Linked DNA regions of Mus musculus: all the other regions are linked to region 1. A link is a loop called in an ENCODE intact Hi-C map of the cell type or tissue named here. Cell type or tissue: heart. All regions are shown on one strand.

The links. Hi-C counts contacts between places; a loop is a spot of excess contacts. Peaks named below come from ENCODE experiments on the same cell type or tissue, not always from the same donor. Only the 100,000 strongest peaks of a DNase experiment are listed, where the experiment ranks them.
Region 2: a loop joins it to region 1, with 3 times the contacts of the local background. A loop is called at or near these places in 2 of 42 quality-filtered maps.
Region 3: it touches region 1 in a loop (5-fold over the local background); 2 of 42 quality-filtered maps call a loop at or near these places.
Region 4: a loop joins it to region 1, with 7 times the contacts of the local background. A loop is called at or near these places in 3 of 42 quality-filtered maps.

What each region holds. Positions count from the first base shown.
Region 1 is chr14:11,809,299-11,814,298 of GRCm38, forward strand. The region is part of intron 2 of Ptprg (protein tyrosine phosphatase, receptor type, G); the gene reads left to right. Among named protein-coding and RNA genes, the nearest start is that of Gm52128, 240 kb to the left of the region's middle. In heart, no CTCF peak of the experiment used is centred here; DNase peaks (open chromatin) are centred at 2,003 and 2,413.
Region 2 is chr14:12,056,184-12,061,183 of GRCm38, forward strand. All of the region lies in intron 5 of Ptprg (protein tyrosine phosphatase, receptor type, G), which reads left to right. Among named protein-coding and RNA genes, the nearest start is that of 3830406C13Rik, 230 kb to the right of the region's middle. In heart, a CTCF peak has its summit at 1,967; DNase peaks (open chromatin) are centred at 1,878 and 3,168.
Region 3 is chr14:12,097,964-12,102,963 of GRCm38, forward strand. All of the region lies in intron 6 of Ptprg (protein tyrosine phosphatase, receptor type, G), which reads left to right. Among named protein-coding and RNA genes, the nearest start is that of 3830406C13Rik, 180 kb to the right of the region's middle. In heart, no CTCF peak of the experiment used is centred here; a DNase peak (open chromatin) is centred at 2,128.
Region 4 is chr14:11,863,865-11,868,864 of GRCm38, forward strand. The region is part of intron 2 of Ptprg (protein tyrosine phosphatase, receptor type, G); the gene reads left to right. Among named protein-coding and RNA genes, the nearest start is that of Gm52128, 290 kb to the left of the region's middle. In heart, a CTCF peak has its summit at 3,118; DNase peaks (open chromatin) are centred at 2,757 and 4,957.

The DNA of each region.
Region 1 (5,000 bases):
GCTTAGCCACAGCAGACCTGCTGTGCAAATACACTTAGCACTGGGGTACTGAGCATCCATTGTCTTGAGTGGAGACCCTGAATGTGACAAGCTCTGCAGAAACTGCTGTGGATGACACTTCTGGGGATGCCAGGCTGTTTATAGCTTTAAAAGTGCAAGCTAAAAAGAGGGAAACGAAAAAAAAGAGGCTTGAATGAGTTGTGTGAAGTGTATTCTTTGTCCTGAAACCCAAATCCAAATCCAAAACTGCTTTAAAAGAAAATAAAAATTCTCAGTCTTCAAACTAGGCAGAAACTGAGGGCCCCCATATTCATAGAGACTTCCTGTTCAAAGGAGGTAGAGACTGCAGCCAAGCCAGCTGTCAAGTTCCTATGCTAGGTGACACTGTAGGCTCTCATATAATTGTTATTATACACACACACACACACAGCTTCGTTCTGGATCCAGCTCTCCTGTCCCTGTCTCCTCCATGCTCATGAGGCTGTCTAGCTCCTGTTAGGGTAGATGGGGATTGGCTCTTCCCAGTTTGAGGGATACTCAGTGTGGGGTTAAAAGTCTTCCCTGATTTCAGCTCAAACAATGGGACTGTGGCCTGTGTCTTTACCTTTGGCTGGAACACAGATGGCAGAAACCTTGTCCTCAGAATGATTCATGACAAAGGGCTGACAGGGAAAAAAGTCTTCTAGGTACAGAGTAGAGTCAGAAACTATCTCCTTCCTTCACAGGGACTGTATTTGGCCACAGGTGGCCATTGTAACCCCCGCTGGAGCTGCAATCCTGTCTTCTGCTGTCAGTCTCGTGAGGTTCTATACCATGACATAGGTGCAGGGAAAGTTAGTTGCTCTCCTGAACTCCTGATGATTCTTTGGTCTTGACCTCAGATTTCTGTGTTGGCAAATTTCACCTTCAGTGAGTCAGAACTTGTTACCGTTTCAAGTTAAAAGTCGAGTTACACCTTAGAATATACAATGTGCTTTTTATGGTTTCTCGTGGAAAATACATTGTATCCTTCCATGACTGGAATGTTATTTCAGACTAAAACTTTTGGTAAAGATGAAGTCATTCCTATACTGAACGTGGACTATAAAGACCTCATCTCCCCTAAAATAGTTGCAGTATACAATGTTCTTGCTTGTTTCTGAGTCAGTTTAATGTCTAAGAAATAATGTGCATATATGTATATATTTTTATACACATTTCTTTAGGATACTCTATGTGTTAGGTACCCTGAAATACAGTGAGTTCATTTTTAATCTTTGCTATTAACTGAAGTCCCTGGGAGAGGAGAGGAAGCCCCAGCTGTATTAAAATTCATGTAAAGATCACTGGATAGACAGTTGTAATTGTTGAGAGTTAGAACACTTAAGATTCAAATTCTACCTTTAGGGCCCTGAGTGGCTACTCCTGACCCCACTGGCTTATAACTCTTGTGCGAAACCTTTGTAGCTGCACTCACAGATCCCCAGGTCCTATGGGTCCTAAAGCTAAGAATGTCATCATATTGTGTCCTTCCCACATTTTCATAGTCTGCTGTGCCCTGCCTACCTGATGCCCTACCAGAGTACTTGACGAAGTACCTCTCTCATGGCTTCCTTTTGTTCCTTTACTATAAGAACTTCAGTGAACTTGTTAAAACATGTTATGGGGTGTGACCTGCTTGGCTCTGTTTTTGGACCACAGGCACTCACATTCTACTCCAGAAGAAACTCTTACTGCCCTTTTGAAATAAGAGGTGTTTTCCATTGACAGTACAACCAATTTTACAAAGACACAGACGATGCAGTCATTCACATCTTATAGGTAACAAAACACAATTGGTCTCCTGACAGGCAGGTCCTTTAGCGTGAGAATCGAAGGAAACCTGCCTGATTCCACTGCGGGCCCCTGCCTTACTTACGAGTGAAACAATGGTTCAACTAGCATTGTGCAGGTTCTGGCTCAGGGAACATGCTGGATGTTCTGCAGTCAGAACAGGCCATTTCCTCTCTTAGTGGGAAACTCTTCAAGTGTTCCTCTCAAAACAGAACGCCCAGGATTATTTTTGCAGACTTCTGTGGAGTCATTTTTGGACAACACCCTGGAACAGGAAACCACAGTTGCTCCTAAATTTGCACAAGATGGAAATAGATAACATTCTTGAGCAACCACAGCCACACTTTGTGCCTTCAGGTTCATGGAGTGGCAGATGGCTTGTGTAATGATTTTCATACCTGAACAATTCACAGGATCCTCTGGTGTGGGGGATTTCATAAATTCAGAGGGCTTGTTTTAGGAACTGGAAGTGCAGGGAAAGTGTGGAGAGTGGAGGAGAGAGATGTTCTATGAGTCAGGCTTTGGGGAGGTGTTCTTGGGAGATGGATTGCAAGCAAAACCGTCGAGCAGTGCAGATGATGCAAGCTGTGTGCAGTGGTCCCCAAGGCTGAGTTCCGCCTGTGACATTGCAGAGCATGTGATACACTTAATATAAGAGAGGATGTTGCAAAGCAACTAAGTAACATCACAAAGTAGCTGCTTTCTGACATGTTCCTTTACCGGGGTGAGAATCCAAAACTGATCATGGGAGAGATCCTAGGCACACATGCCTTTCCCCGGCAAGGATGCAAGACTTGGATTCCTAACTTGTTCACCCCGGACGCTATCCCTGAATGATTTTAAGTCTATTTCTGCTGATTTATCAAAGCTGAGTTGGTTAAAGCAAACTTGGATTTTCACTGATACTTTGATTTTCATGATTAATCAGCTAAATTTTGCTTATGTATATAGCATATGCAGGTTTGCTATATTTTTATGTATGTGCGAGTGTGCATGTGTGGAAGCCAGAGATTGAGTTCAAATGTTTTCCTTCATTCTTCTCCACCTTACTATTTGGGGTTTCAGAGTCTCTCGTCTGGCCAGTGAGCTCCAGAGACCCGCCTGTCTCCGCTTCTCCAGTCTCCTGTTCTGAGAAGCATCAGTGGATCAGGTTTTTCATCCGGATGCTAGGGATGCCAAGCGAGGTCCCCATGCTCATACTCCAGACTCTTCGCCCACTGGCCTTTATCCCTGGCCCCATGATTGATTCTTAATTATTATAAATTACAATACTTCCCACTGGCCTTATTCCCTACCTGTTAGCCAGTCGCAGGCCCCTAACTGAAAGCAGGAGCCCCCTTTATCTCCACGTGTCTGGCAGCCCCTTCGTCCAGTCAGCATTTTGGGCACATGCATTGTGAGACACTGTAGAAGGTGTTCTTGCTCACACGCCATCTACATTTGTTGGTAAGCATGTTCTGTGTTTGAAACCTCTTGGGCCTGTTGAAGCTCTGTCTGTTCTCGGTGGTTTGTCTCTTTGCTGAGAACAGCCTAGACCTTTGTTAGCTGTGATGCTTTGCCTAAACTTTGCCTCCATGGCTGTGTATGCTACTGCTCATGGAAGACACATTTAAGCCTGACAGGAAGGAAAGCTCCACCTTAGGGAAATCTTAGGGATCAATTTTTGCAAAGCACGTCTTTGAAACCTGATCCACTGAGAGGCAGGACTCAGTTTTGTGCCCCCATGTCATGCCATCTGCAGACAGGTTTCTCTTTCTTTTCTTTTCTTTTCTTTTCTTTTCTTTTCTTTTCTTTCCTTTCCTTTCCTTTCCTTTCCTTTCCTTTCCTTTCCTTTCCTTGGGGAGGGGGGGTCGAGACAGGGTTTCTCTGTATAGCCCTAGCTGTCCTGGAACTCACTCTGTAGACCAGGCTGGCCTCAAACTCAGAAATCTGCCTGCCTCTGCCTCCCAAGTGCTGGGATTAAAGGTGTGCGCCACCACCACCCAGCTGCAGACAGGTTTCTTAAGAGTCTGGGTACCCATCAGTTACTTGACAGGTTAGTTCTCAGTGTGTTCCAGAACCTGCCATCATTTTCTGCTCACCTGTGGCAGGATGTCACCTGGGGATTGACCACCTCTCCCATGGTACTGAGACAGAGTTCACAAACATCACACTGTCAGCCAGCTGGACCATGCTAAGAAGATGGTCTAGGTTGGTGAGAAGAGAGGAAGGAAGCTGGCCGGCCTCTTGGAAAGTTGAGGACTCCAGCTCGGATGGCATTTACACAGCTTTTTTGTCTTTAAAAGTTTCTAGAGGGCTGGAAGAGATGGCTATGGGATTAAGAGTTCATACTGCTGTTCAACAAGCCCTGAGTTTGATTCCCAGCACCCATGCAGTCAGCTAATAACTGCCAATAACGCCAGCTCCAGGGGACCTGGCTTCTCCGGCCCTCACAGGTACCTGCCTTCAAGGACTCCTTTCCTACCCACCCATCCCCCAACCACATACATTCATAATTAAAAGATAAAGTAAATTCCCATTTTTTTCACTTCTGTGGGCTGAGGGTAATGAATAGTTCTTTAAAAAAAAACAAACCAAAGCTTCTATTTGGAAAAACATGAAGGCAAAATATCTAACTGCTTTTAGCAAAGAGGTAGGGATACAAAATACCCAGCAAATACCAGAAAATACGCAGCATCCACTGCTCATGTAATAAACTGGCTGGCAGGGCAACCTGAAATATCCAGCATGCACAGCCCATGTTATTAATTGCCTGGCAGAGGCAAAGGTTGTTTGATCAATACGAACTTGTTCATGTTTCTAGATCTTATATTTTTTTACTTACATAGAAGGAGAAACAGTTTATTTCCAAAGTGCAGCAAAGTTTAAAATTCCTGTGACTTGGCAACAGAAAATGTGCGATCATTACACTGTTTTGGATGGGTTTGCTTGTTTGTTTGTTTTGTTTTTTAATTCCAACTAATCTGACTTGGTGCCTGGCGTGGCTGGTAGTATGCTTTGCCTTAGGTAGCATCATTTGAAAGCACAAAGTTAGAAGTTACGACTTAAAAAGTAGTATTGAGATTGGCATTTTTAAATTGAACCAAGCCTGGCGTGGTGGCGCATACCTTTGATCCAGCACTTGGGAGGCAGAGGCAGGCGGATTTCTGAGTTCAAGGCCAGCCTGGTCTACAAAGTGAGTTCCAGGA
Region 2 (5,000 bases), 250 kb after region 1:
GGCTGATACCCCCAACAAGGTTCTCACTCCACCTTAGGCTGAGCACCCTGGTGATTCTACTCAGTACCCAAGGCAGTTAACTGACTTGGGGGATAAGAAATCTTTTATGAACGCCTCCAGCCAGTTCTTACTCCTCAGATGGCATTGGTACTAAGGCTGCGAGTTGCTTAGCTTTCTGTGGACTGGCATTTGAGTTTAGTGAGCTGCCTGTGTGATTTCACCAGAGATCACGTGGCTTTCTGTGATCGTGCACTTGACTTCAGTTGGCTGCCTATGGGACCACACCAAGGCTAGTAATTACTTAGCTGTGTTGGATTTGGACAGACAGTCCTGTTGCTTCAGTGGAGGATCCTGGGATATCTCAGGCACCTGTGGCACAGGCTGAAGAGGTTATTGCCTAAAGCTAAGGTCCCCAGCCGTTGTCCTCACCATGGCCACCCAGGCCCAGTGCTGAGAATTTATTTATGAAGCAGGCTGAGAAGATTTCGATGTGGGGAGTCTTGGAGGTGATTACACATAGCAAACAGGGCTTTCCACTGCATTAACAGCTTCTTGGGAAATACAGAAATGGGTCTGCCCCATTTCTCATGACGAGAATGTCAGGTAACATTCTCCTCATGAGAGGACTTTTTGGGCATTGTCACAGAAGGAAGGCTGAGACCTGCCACAGGCCAAACAAAATAATCTAACCTGGGTGTCTTAATCTCCCTAGCTTAGTGTGTTCATCCCTGGCTTTGTGTATGTTGAGCTGTTACAGTGTTTTCCTGTCAAGTGAACATGAAATATCAGGCCAGATACCCAGCAGAGAGCTGGGCCTTCAATTACCTCGTTGGTGTAAAGCTTCATTCACGAGCACGTGGGTCATAAAACAAAGTGAGACGGTGACTTACCATTCACAGTTGTTTGTCAGCAATCATGATGTCAGAGGGGACCCTGTTGCACAGAGCTGTTGTTCTTGAAGGACACAGGCCCCTTGTGTGGCCTACAATGAGGTGGAAGAAGAGTGCCTGGAAGGAGATTTATGTGCTGTGGCCTCACTGGGGAGGCACAAAGCAATTGATTCACACCAATTCAGGAGCTCCTGTGTTGTCCTTTTCAAGTATGGGCATAATTGAGGCTCTTTTGATATCTAGCCACCACATATTTCTTGAGGACAAGAATGTATGCCTGTGAGGCCTGGATTCTGCTCTGGTAAGGATTCTGGTAAGGATGCTCTGGTCATTGGCTGTAACCTTGTGCTGTACTCTTTGTGGCCATCCAAGCCTACTGGGGAATGCGTATTAATAAAATAAATGTGGTAATGGGGTCCAAGAAGAAGCTCAGTTAGAGACAGCAGAGACAGTGTTTGCTGGACAACCAGCCTAGTCGATTTGAAGGGCTTCAGGCCACCCCATCTTAAAAAGCAAGGTGAACAATAGGTAAGGGATCAGTGACTCCAGTGTCCACTAGAAGGTGAGCTCTGCCTCCCCCCACATGTTTCATATCAGCATGTGCATACGTATGCACCCATACACAGATGAATATGGTCACATACATACACATACATAACTAAATGTAACAGTGGTCATACAAGCTTAATTAGGTCTTGAAAGGAAAGAGTGCTTTGAGAGCCTGTGATGTCAACAGGTCTAGTTTAGCATCAGGAAACAGTTCCCTGAAGAAAACAGTACTGAGCTGAGGTCAGCTAAAAGGGAAGTACAAACAGATTGTTGTGGGATTGTATCTGAAAGGCTACAGCTTACTGATGGCCTCTCAGCAGAACTGTGGGTACCCAGGGGGTGTATAAAACCACAAGTGCTGGAGGCGATCCTGACATTGCTGGAATCTCAACAATGTGCCTAGAGTCTGGAAGGCCACCAATTCTGGACTTTGTCAGTGAGCCATGTCAAGAGGTAGGACACCTAACCTCTTTAGCATTTTAAGCAAGTGTCAGTGAGTGTGTCCTATGTGTGCGCCCTCTGCAGAGAGGCAGGGATAATGCACTGAAGTGGTTTGGCTGTAAAGAAAAGAGATGGTGACCTCTGGAAACTTGGGAAAAACAATCTTTCTATTACCAAGATTGAAAGCAAATTTATGTTCTTATTCAGGAGACAGAAAGATTAATTTCAGGCTCTTGGAGCCTGTATTTGAAGCAACTCATTAAAATAGCACTTTTGGAGCAGGGATGCCAGTCACTGCTCCTGGAGTAGGGGCGGGGCTTGAAGAGCAGTGCTCCCAGCTGGGCTTGTTGAAACACCCTTATTGTTCTAACACTTCCAATTTATCCAAGCTCAGCTCGTGCCACTTCCCTCCTTGGATGTTCACTCCTATAGCACCTGTTTCTCTCCTTGTCTGTGTGCACCGGGTATTGAATGAACCCTTTGCCTTGTTGAGGCCGTGTTTTTATTTTTGGTGAGCTTTTTTGGCAAACCTGGCAGAAAAGATGGTGATGATCAGTTCGTGTGCTGGTGCTGTAGTGTGTTTTATCTTCGGATACAACGGGCCTCTTCTCATTGCATGAGTTAATCTTGCTCCTGTCTCATAAAGCATGTGAAACCATGGATTGAGTTAGTGTATTTGTACAAGATAATCTGTAGGTTTCCTGTGTAAAAATGACTGTCCCCACTCACAGGAACATATTACCTCTCCACCCTTGTGTGTGAGGCCAGGTTGATGACCAAGCAGAAGCCCAATTACAATTATCTGAACAAAAGAACAAATTATGTGGCTGGCCTCTGTCTGCACTGCCCTTTATACCAGTCATATTGTACTCACTTACAATTTACAGTTCCCAAGGCCTTCCATTCCTATTCCACTTTTAGTAACACATAAGAATTTTAAAATATATAGTTTAGTAGCTTATCTTAAAAGCACAAAGCAAAAAAACCAACCACCTTAAAACGAAATTATGGGCCGGACTCACTTAAGATGACACCATTAGAAACTCACTATTAGAGACAACAAAGAAGCCGTTAGCCAACTTCCCTATCATCATGCACTTAAGTGAAGGGCAAACCCCTATTCTCTTTGTAAGTGATTGCCTCCTGCCACTTAGTGCTATAAAGGAGACATTGGTTGTAAAATTCTAATGCTATAAAATAGGCTTGGTACAGGACGGCCTGTGCAGTTCCCTTAGATCTTACTCATGCAATCTTCTGGCTGAGAAGGGAGACTATGCCTCCCGTCAAATGTAGTTCAGGATGTTCTGCCAAAGGCGATGTAACTCCAGACCTGTGTCTAGTCCAGCAAATACAAACCAAAGCGGCCCACAGCAGCTCTTGTGGGTTTTAGAGGACTGTTGATCTGAACGTACAGTGAGTCACGGTGCATCGTGACACACCTTTTCTTCTTAGGTCAGAAGAAGATGTTTCTTCTACCTTCACCCAAATTAGAAAATTCTGGAGCATATTGGGATCTGTCAGAAATCAACCTTATCACAGTTTCCCTGGTAGGAAGAAAACGTCACTCTCACATAGTTTAAAAATAGAGCTTCAGAAATCCCAACAGTTGAGTTGTTTAAATACACTGTAGCATGTGTATTAAATACCAGTGAGAATAACTTTAAGTTGTATATGGATAAACATAGACTAATGTTCAGAAGCCATAAAAGCTAGAGATTTGATTTTCTAAAAGATGTCATGCATGCAATTTCCATTCTTCTACTCCGTTTTCTTACTCTCAGGCGTTTGACCAGATCAGACAGTGTGAGGATTTTACTCTTGAGTCCTCATTTAGTTTTCTACTACAAGGTACGCAGAGTGTGCTGCTCATGTTGAAAGAATGTTTTTGTGAGGTGAGAAGCGTAGCCAAACATTAGGTCACAGCATCTGTTTTAGGAGAGGCAGCATTTGAGATTTTCAAAAGTACTTTTTTTAGTGAAATGTTTTAAAACTATATTAAAGCAAAGCAGTGAGTCCCTCTGAATAGTAATAACCCACACCACCTTGCTCAGGTTTGAGTGGTCGCTGCCTCAGAATAAGGTCACTGCCTCTTTGCTTTTGAGGAATCACGGAACTGTTAAAAAGGCCTTGCAAAATATTTAGTATCACTCTGCTTTTCTGTAATTCTTGAAATTTTATTAAGTGTTCTTAACTGCATTATATTATTTGATACTTAAGTAGATGAGTAGGTATTCTGAATATCTTCTACACTCTTCCTTGGCTTTAAGAGTTTTCATGCTCACCTAGTCTTTAATAAGCCTTGGGGAAAGGGCCAGGCATCCATCGACATGCCTGACATCACAGAGTTGGATCAAGCCCCCAAGCCTGTCAGCATGATCCCTGTTTCTATCTCTGCTTTCCAGGAAACCTGGGGTTTTTCCAGCTATTGACGTTCTCTTGGGTTTTTCCTGAGACAGGGTCAGAGGATTTTCTAAAATATATGGTAAGTGTTTTGTACTTAATCTCAGGAAGACAGACAGCAGAGTTTGGTAGGACCTCACCTTTCATGCTTGAAGTGATAGAAATTGAACTAGAAAGCTCCCAGCCAAAGGCTGTGCTGGCACTGTATAGCTGGGGCCTGCGTATAGAGCTCCGTCTCACGGGTGACTTTCCCATGATGCCCCCAGTGCCAGAGCCACACATGCAGCACCCTCTCTATTTGCTCCGACAGTCCCTGCATTTAAGAAACCTCCTGGGCCAGTGGGATGGCACAGCTGCTGAAGGCATTTGCCACCAAGGCTGACAACGTGAGTTATATGCTCTGGACCCACATGGAAGGAGAGAACAGCCTCCCACAGTTTGCCCTCTGACACACGTCCACATACATGAATTAGCATGCATAGGAAATAAGTACATATAATACAAGTCCTAACAAAAAGGAGGAGTGTTCTCAGGGGAGCTGTACTGGGCACTTTTTCTGAGGTCTGCCTCTGTATGGAGGCTATGCCTGAACACATGAACCAGAGTGGAGCCCTGGGCTCCAAGGCTGCTTTCACTCAGGATACTCAGCAGCACCAGTGTCCACTTTCCCAGCACAGAATGGCTGAAGCATGCCCTCACTGCATGTTAAAAAAATAATCC
Region 3 (5,000 bases), 290 kb after region 1:
CTCAAACCTTTTTTCTGTAATCACCCTTGACAGACCGTTTCTTCTATATGTGAATTGGTTCAAGACCATGAAAGAACTGAGTCTGCCTCGGGGGTCTTATCTTTAAAGAGCTAACTTTAGATGCAATATCTGCTCTGCTCTTAGGGTTTAGGAAAAGGGGGGGGGGGGAGCAACAAAGTAGGGCAGGTGCCAGTCTCAAAACAAAAAGCTCCGTGCTTCAGTGTTGCTGCATGATCAGTGCACAACCAGGAAAGGTCAAACTAGCCCAGGAGGCATCACGGAGTCTTCTTGACATCCAACTGCTTGATCCACCTGACACAAGCAAGTGATGCAGGCACTGCTGGGAAGCTGATCCAAGGCCACGCCTTGAGAGAAGTGGTCCAACTTTAAGGTCCTGTTTCTCCCTGGCTGTCTGTTGCCACTCGTGTGTGTGTGTGTGTGTGTGTGTGTGTGTGTGTGTGTGTGTGTGTGTCCATCTGCAGGTCTCAGTCTTGACAGAGTCCTACCAAATAGGTTTTGTTGAAAGAGCAAGTTAAGTATTTCAGACTCTAGTCTGCAGCTATTGCTCTCTCACTGAGAGGACTATGGCTCATCTCTTAAAGGGAAAAGAAAAAGAGAAACTATCTAGGGCCACATGGCTAAACGTTCTGAAAATATCTGCATGAATTCTGGAAGCACAGCACAAAATCTAGGAAATAAGACTTTGCTGGGGGGAGGGGGGCTAATAAGGACAGAAATAGTTACCCATGTCATTATGTACCAGCAAAACATCACAGAAATGAGCTGGATTGGTCGGAGGCATCTTGCCTGGTTTTTACCCATGAACTTTAAGCATCTTTGCGTTCATTCTTCCTTTCACCTTCAGAGTGTCTGGGAAACACAAGTCAAGGCAGTGAGATGAAAGGAGCAAGCTGACCCTTGCATGTGCAAACATTTTCTTTCTACACATGCCATTCTTGCTGCTACAGAGACTGGTATTTCACTTGCCTGCAAAGCTTCATGGTGTCCAAACATAAACGTGTGTTTTCTTATTTTCCACTTGAAATTTGATTTAGGAGCCCAGCTGACACGGAGAATATTATTGAAGAGCCTGTTAGTTCAGGCTGCCCTGGATTTGAATTCTGGCTCTCCAGCTTGGAAGCTGTGTGATCCTGTGCAAAGGGCCAGGTCTCTCACCAATATTTCCATTTGGAAAAACTGAGCTTCCTCTGCCTTGGGTAAATGTGTTGAGGCTGGGGAGACATGGAAGTGGTGTGCACTCTGTGCCCAGAACACTCTAGCTTAGGGCTCAAGGGACCAAAATCTGTAGACCAAATCAAGCCTCCTTCTTGCTTGTTCAAAGTTTTATTAGGTTAAACAAATAGTGGCCCACTGCTTGTCGTTACAAATAAAGTTTTATCACTCAGCCATACTCATTTGCTTGCATATTATCTGTGGCTGCTTTTGTTGTACACTGACTGTAGTTGTCACCAACAATACATAACAGTCTAATAAAGCTTTAACTACTTGCTCTCTGGCCTTTCTCAGAGAAAGTTTGCCAGCCTCGCCTTAGTGGTAGCTGGTGTTTTGTTTGTTTTATTCGTAGCACTGCCCCTATGCAGTGTGTGTGTGTCCCTGTGTGTGTTTCTGTGTGTATGTGCATGTCTCTGTGTGTGTGTGTCCCTATGTGTGTGTGTGTATGTTCGTGTGTGTGTGTGTGTGTGTGTGTGTGTGTGTGTATGACCAGATAATATAAATACTTAGTTGGGTCATTTCCTCACTATGTAACAGGATAAGCTTTGGTTTTGGGCTTGCCCCCAGATGTGTTTCTAGTGAATTAATGAGGGTTCTATTGGAATGTTTACCTTGAAGCAGTTGCTCGAATGATTTTCCCTCTTTTGAATGAAGAAACCTGTGCTGTACTGTCTGTGACTCACTGATAATTCTGAACATTTACAGCTCACTGGTGATTTCGAGCATCGTAACATGAGGCAAAATTTCCCGTTTGAGGTTTATGTTTCCAGCACTTAATTACATGGAACTTTCCTGAAGTGCGCTATAAATGTGCGGCAGCCAGCTTCTGGCTAATTGGCGCCTGTCTTTTTATGGATCCAGGAAGGACTGATGCTTATCTGAATGCCTTTGATCTCAAAATCTTCTAGAAACAGACAGGCTTAATCCATTTCCAGTTTCCTAGATTTGGGTTTATCAAAACCTCCACCATAGATGTGAGTCATTTCCGTTACTTTTCTTAGTTAAGTCCAGGAAGTAGGATGCGGTGTGAGTGCTGTTTTATCACTGAATGGCATTGTTAACAATAGTGTTAGGTCATAAAAAGAGGCCTCAGAAGTTCTCATCCCACCACCCTTCTCTGTGGATGTTTAATCATTTGAACAGGACTATAGGAGTTTAGGGGAACATGCTTAACCTTGTGAAATATGAAGAACAAAGGCTTTAAGAAAAACCACCAATGATCCACTGACTTCCCTTGGCTGACTTTATACCATGTTTTTTCTGCTGTGCATAGGTCACCTTAAGACAGGAGAAGTACTGTCATCTCTGGGCTAAGAGCACAGGATTTGGCTTTGAATATTATTCCTCCCTTTGAGCAGATGTACAAACAAATTACTTGCTCTCCCAAAGTTCAGTTTTCTCTACTGCATGGTGGGAGTGAGGCCTTTGGTTTATCATAAAGACACATTATGTTACAGCACACAGTGTGCCCGGCAGGTGGTGAGCACTCAACAGGATCTGGGATCCCTCCTGCACCATCTCGCCTGTTGATTTGCACATAGGGGCTGTAGACAGCTGGTAACTATGCATTCACAACTACCTGGCTTTTGAAGTATGATGTTTGACCTTGCTAGGGCATACAAAACTTAAAGGAAATGAAGTCAGGCATAGTGATGATGCCTGTGGTCCGAGCACTCACTGGACTGGAAGATCATAAGGATAAGGGTAGTCTGAGCTTAAAAAAGATTTGCAAAGAAAATAAAGGAAATAATTGATTATAGTAATAATTGATAATTAAGATAATTTGCAGTGACCAGCACTGTTTTGATTAGGGTAATGAAACAAAAGATGGAAAAAGGAAAAAAGAAAATACCTCTTAGCTATCCTACCTGCTGGACTGAGCCCTGCCTTAGTGCTTTCTGCATGTAGCATTGTGTCATCGCTATAGTAGCCCAAGGAGATTTCAGTGCTGTGACAGAGAGGAGAGCTGGGGCTTCCTAGGGATGAGCCGAGCTGTCCCAACTCCTGGAGCAGAGCCCCTAAGTGAGCCCAGGTGCACTGATTCTCAGATGCTTCTCGCTCTGCTGACTTTCACTTTATCCCTCATTCTCTCTTTTCTTTTCTTTAACAGGATCTCACTTTGTCGTCCCAGCTGGCCTTAGACTCACAGAGATCTGCCCATCTCTGTCTCTGGAGTGCTTAGATTAAAGTTATATGTCACTCTGCCCAGTCTGAGATGCCTTTCATCCCACTTACCTTCTGGCACTAACAACTTTCTTGTTTATTGTCAAAACCACTTAATTCTTGTGTACCTCGGTCCCCATTTATGAATTAGCTCTTTGACCTGGTGAAAAGAAAGCCCCAGGGATGTATCATCATGTCAGCTGTGATCTCCAGGGCCTTACAAGTAGAGACAAGCCCTAGAACAGCTCTGGATGGTCCCGGGTGTTGTCATTATGTATCTCCCGTAATTTCAGTGCCACATCCATTTCTCTAATTGTGATCTTCATATAATTTGTGTTTGAAAAGATTAATGTCAATGTGTTTTATTTGAACATCAACTTTAGATAAAAATGGCCTGTTTATTCAGCTGAAACCATTAACATAGTCAAGGAAGATGAGTGGCTTTGCATTAGGGTTGTGGGACAATGTCATTCTCTGGGCCTCTCTGTGTGTTTGCATATGGTGATCTGGATTCTTCATCCAATAAGCCTATTTCACTTAGGTGGCACAACCGCACTAGCTAATTATCCCATTATTGAGGTTTCTGGGAATTCTCTAGGAAGACAGAAATAAGTGATGTTGCCTCTTTCTTGCTTCTGTTGAGAATCCCATTCTTCTCTGTGGCAAGCAGTGTATGCCACCTTGCTTGGTGAATCCCACAGCTCTTAATGACATCACTGCTATCTTCTATATGTTGACTATTCAGCATATTTTCTAAAGAGACTTCTTTGTCCCTATGTAACCAAAGCATTGCAAATATTAAGTTATTAACACACTGAAAAATGCAATCAATCAGATGATTATCATCTAATGTTTTAATGATCACATTTTTAATCCAATTATGCATGTTTGAATCTTTCAAATTTTCTTTAATTAAAACTTGCCTCTTGGCACTGCTATCAGAAAGGAGAAATTGAACAGAATGAGCCAGATATAATTTAGTGTTGAGAGGAAGCTGCAAGGATAACTGCGCTGGGTTGAACTTAATGGCTGACCATGACTTTAAGACCCTCATACAAAATTTCCTAATTGATAAGGAAAATTTAATCATCTTCAAATATACTTCATTTGCATTCAAATAAGGTATTCCTTTTTCCAAACAAACCTCCCCTAACTGATTATTCATATTGTCGTTCAAAATGCTTAAAAAATGAAAGACAGAGTTTGGTGAAATGTAGACTACTTAATACAGTGTGTATTTAATATAAAAGTCATGCATTATTCATTTCTGCAATTTGAATAACTTTGAATTTGGCATCCCTGTTCCTCATCTTTTTCTTTGATGAACAATTAATTATTAAAATATAATATTGTCTGCATACAGCACCCGGGATCCTAGTGAGTGGGGCAGGAGGCTCGTCCCCTCTCGGTCCTTTCACCTAGTATTGCCCAGCAGCTGCTTGTTGTGGCAATGCAGTGCATGGAGGGAGAAATACAGTGTTCCCTGTGTGCTGCTTAACTGGTTGCTGGCTGAAACAGAAGTGCTTCGGACTTAAGTTACTCATTAGGCTAGACGTTGGGGGAAGGATGCACTTTTGAGATCGGTGTGGAACAACACAGTCTCA
Region 4 (5,000 bases), 55 kb after region 1:
AGCTGATGTGGGCATGCTGACCCTGGGAGAGAGCAGGACACACTCGTGTCCTCCTAGCATGCATACAGTACTTCTCACAGGATCAAAAAACATCATGTCAGTTCTTGGAGGCCTCAGGCTCCTAGCTACCTGGTTTTGTGGTCAGATTTCTGCTTCTTATATAATCCCTGAGTATACAGCTGGACTTTTTACTACATTGAAATTTTTACTCAAACCGTAATGTTGGCTTTCTAAAATACTATTCATAGAGTGGTTCAAAAGACATGTCAGTCCAGTCTGTAAAAGCCCTGAAAGGCATTTATATGAACAGTTAGCATTTAAAATTTTATATATTTTTATATATTTTTCCTTTAGTTGACCAAAAAATGGCTGAGCAATTTTTACCCTAGGGTTTTACACTATTACAGTAAGTAGTTAAATATTACGGAGGAGGAAGGAATCTTCTATTTTAAGTAAAAGAACCTTCCCTTCATTTCTGCCCTCTACACCTCTCCCTGCTCTCCCCCTTTCTCCCCTCTCCCCTTCTGTGTTTTTTGGATAAAAGATAAACAAATCTCAGAGAATTTGTGGAAGTCAACCTCAGGTTCGGATGTTTGCCCCGTTTGTTGTGTATTCACTCTTGCTATGGTTTGAACGACATGCATGGCTCTCATAGTTGTTAGGAAACCTTTAACACAGGCACTAGAAATTACAGGAACGTTGGAGGAACCTTCCTCTATGTCTGTGTCCCCTTGACACTTTCCTTTGAAAGGGAACACGGGTCATATCAGAACATTTACGTCATACCGTATATCCCAAAGGTGTCCTGGATTTCAAAGAAACTATTGTTATGAGAGATTCTCGTAGATTTTTTTTTCCTAAAAAGACATAAGCACATACTTTTTTTTTTTTTTAATTTCATTTAGTTCTAGAATTGATTTTAACAGAATTAAGTTTGGAGAGTTTATTTTGTTTGTTTTGGCCATAAGTTTATATCTAGAGAAAATATGACTGCTAATGCTTTTTAAAGATATTTTGATATATTGTATTTGTTTACATATGGAATGTGTTAGATTGTGGAAATCTAACATGTCTTTGTTAGGTTTCTGTTTAAGTTTTTCAAAGTTATTCATTTGACATGGATTTAATGTGTGGCCCAGCAAGTGTGGAGCTCACTGTGTAGCCGGGGAAGCTTCAAGTTCGTCTGCTTCTGCTTCTGGAGTGCTGGGGTGAAAGGCACGTGGGAGTTAAGTTTTCAGAACTGTCTCAAACCTACTGTTGTCCTGGAGGAAACATGAAGAAATGTGTCTCAAATTTCTATTTGGAAAGAGCTACAGTTTCCTTTCTTTACAGAAAACAGAATTAATTGAACAAAAAAGTAAGCTCATTTGAGTTGCGCATTCTCAAACATACAAAATCTGGAATTTCAAAAGTCATTCAAAAGCATGACTTGGGACGATTGGGGGTGGGTGGGTCCACTGTATGCTCCTCCTCCTTTTAAAAACAACAATTGGCTCCTTAGTAAGAAACTTCACAGGATGTTAGCAGCTGTTAGCCAGACCTTTTTCTGGGTCTGTGCTTTGTGAGCATCCAGGTTTTGGACTTGAAGATACCCCAAAAGCTTTCTAATATTTCCAGTATCCCAAAAGCTCTCACTATGGATTGGCCTGCCTCCATGACCGTGGAAGCCGTCACTAATCACTCAGGCAGTCTGGCTGGCAGAGCCCAGATGTGTCTAATTCTGCTCAGCTGCACGGCAAGCTTCCTCTGAGTCCTGTCGTAATTGATAAACCTGCTTTCTGTCTTTGAATAAGAACATTTTCTTCAAAGACCCTCTTAACGGCACAACCCAACCAAAGGGAATCTGGGGGAAACTTTTTTTAGTGACTAAATTTCTAGTAAAAAAGATAAGGGCCACACCCAGCAGAAATAAGAGCAAGGTAGAGCCAGAGGATCCTGGGGTGATGAGTCTACAGGGTCAGAGACCACTGAGAGGGCACAGTTGCTCTAACTTCATCTAAAGGAGTCCAGTCTGCCGGACAGGTCATCCCCCTTGAAGTCGTGCTTAGAAACTGTTTCCCACCTAACTTTTGAGCAGAGACCAAGGTACAGGTCTGAATCGACATTTCAAGCTGGTATCTCAGAAATGGAAATCATGTTGTAAAAACTGTCCGGTCATTGACCTTTCAGCAGCAGTTCAGCACACGAGCCTTGGATAGCATAGTTAGACTTTGAGTGACTTAGAACTAGCAGTTCAAAGGCCAGGGTGCTAACTGTGAAACCTTGGGGTGTGATTGGCAGTTCAGTCTGATATAATTTAGTAAGTTGGCACAATAATAGCCCCTGGGAACTTCTGCCTTTGTATTTCTCTGGGACAGGAGTTAAGAAACCAAACATGAGTAAGGTGTGGTAGTCCACACCTTTCGTCCTCAACACTGTCAAGGCACCAGCCAAGTTCTAGGACAGCCACAGCTACATAGAACCTGTCAGATAGATGGATGGATGGATATATAGATAGATAGATAGATAAAATAAAAATGAAATAAGAAAGGAAAGCAAGCAAACATGAGTTATTTTTGCTGCATGCATTTAGACATGTGTGTGTTGTGAGGTAAAAGTTGCTACTACAGATCTAAACAAACCTAGCTGACGTAACCTGAAGGAGAGCAGGCAACAGTGAGCTTCCTGTGACTGCTGGGTGTAAGTCCTGCCCCGGCTGCTGCTGCACTTCAGTCTCCGACCCTGGACTGACTGGACACCGAGTTGATGGTGTGAGGCGCCAGACAGGTTTTGAGTTCTTGCCCTTGTCACCCCAAGAGAAGTTTCCTGCTAATGCTTTCAGCGACACACCCTTTCCCTAAACAGCGATGGGTTTTCCAGAAACTCTAAAGAGGCTTAACCTTTTCCCCAAATAGAAACACAGTGGGTCTTCCACTTTAATAACAGGTAGTTATCTTAATGGAAAACCTTTTCTTGGATTCAGTTTTTGGCCAACTTTGAGATCGTTTTTGGAGCACATTAGAGCCCACGTGCTCAGATGGAGCTCTTCTGTGTGAAAGATTTGAAAAGGATCCGCCACAAGCTGAGTGAGATTCCTGTTTGAGATCCCAAGCAACGCTGAGTTACACATGTGGTGGCGCTGGAGAAAGTGGTGCGCCAGCTGAGTGGACCCTGCCCAGCTGACCACGGCAGAACACTGTCACCTCAGGGTTTCAGCTCTGACTTTGGTATAACTGTGAAGAATAGTAAAGCAATACTGACTCTCATGATTGGAAAATACGTGAACTTCATAAGAGGAAGAGAACGGTCAGAATGGTCGCCATGATGTTCATGTGCCCTGAGGCACCAAGTGAGATTTTCCTTGCTGATAAGGATTAAAGTTGGTTTCCAGGTCACTGGGGCATTTTATTTAGAAACTATACAGTGGGGTGTATGGTTATGCCTTTAACCCTGGCACTCAGAGACAGAGCATTCCTGTAAATCCGAGGCCAGCCAGGCCTACACAGTGAGCACTGAGTCAGCCAGTGCTATGTATTGAGACCCCATGTTACACACAAAAAAATAAAGAGATTGGAGGGAGCCCAGTCAGTTCCACACTTGGCATGTAACCCTAGGGACCCAAGTTTCCTCCCTAGCACCCACATGAAGAAGCCCTGGGTACTTTGTGCTGGGGACATTGGTGATCTGCAGCCATGCCTGGGAAGCTAGTCTAGTCTCATTGGCAAGCCCAGGTCCCAGTGAGAGGCTACCTCAAAAACCAAGGGGGAGGCTATGCCTAAGGTTGAACTCTGACCTCCATGTGAGGTCACACACTAGCACAAACAGGAACACACAAAGTATACGTGTCAAGTTCAAACAGTTTAGACAGTGTGTTTTTCATGGGGTGTTGACTCTTGCAGGGTAAAGACACTCTCATCTCATCGCGTGTTTTCTTTGATTTCCTTTTCTTTTGTGCTTAGATCTCTTTTACCCACAGACACTCACTGCTAATGTGTTGCTTTATGTGGTATTTTGTGTGTTCTAGATCATGATATCTTGTTTCTTATTTCATTCAGAACCATCTTCTGAGGTCTGTCTGAATTACGCCATTCTTGCTCATTACCTTTGAGTAGTATGTAGTGTTCTCTATATTCGTCCACTTTTCCTCTTGTGTTTAACTCTTCCCACAGTGAAGAGTTCCCTTGCTTGTCTACATCTTTTGCTTCTACTCACAGTATTATATGGGCATCTTTATACTTAATATCCCCTGGATTTGTGTATAAAAAGATATTTCATTAGAGTTGTATGTATATGTATGTGATTGTGTGTGTATTTGTATGTGGGAGTGTGTGTATATGTGATTTATATAAGTGTGTGTGAATGTGAGTGCATTATATAGGTGTGAGTATGCATATATTGTGAGTACACATGTACATGAGTGTGTGTGTACATTTTTGTGTACCTCCAAATATTCATATATCTATCCCAAAGTGCATTTCTTGAATTTTTATTGAATTAATAAATTTTACATATGTACTGAATTGGATGATGAGCTCGTGAATTCCAGCAATATCTGCTCCCTAGTATGACTGAGCAGTCTTTCTTCTGCTTTATCAATCTACCTTGCTTCATATCTAGCTGTGGAAGAACCAGTACATGAATCATGGGCAGCTAGTGCTTCCCCTTCCCATCTCTGGACTTAAGGTGGCTCGGTATTATAGCTGCATTATCTTTTGCTATGGCCTCTTTTTTCTACTTTAAGTATCGCCTTTTTTGTACTTGCATTTTCTCAACCAAATTGGTTGTGGGTGAAGACCATTGATTGCTGTGCTCAGTGTGGACTTGGCGGCCATGAAGTTCCCTGTAAGATCACCCTGCATCTGACCTTTTCGTCTGGGTCTTGCCTTTGTCCTTGGCCTTGTTCCTCACTTCCTTTCTTCATATCAGCGCTGGCATTCTTGAGAGGCAGCCAGGGACAGACTGCCCAAGCCCTGTGGGATCGCTGTCTAATTTGAACTGCCATTGGCTTCCGGTGGCACTTG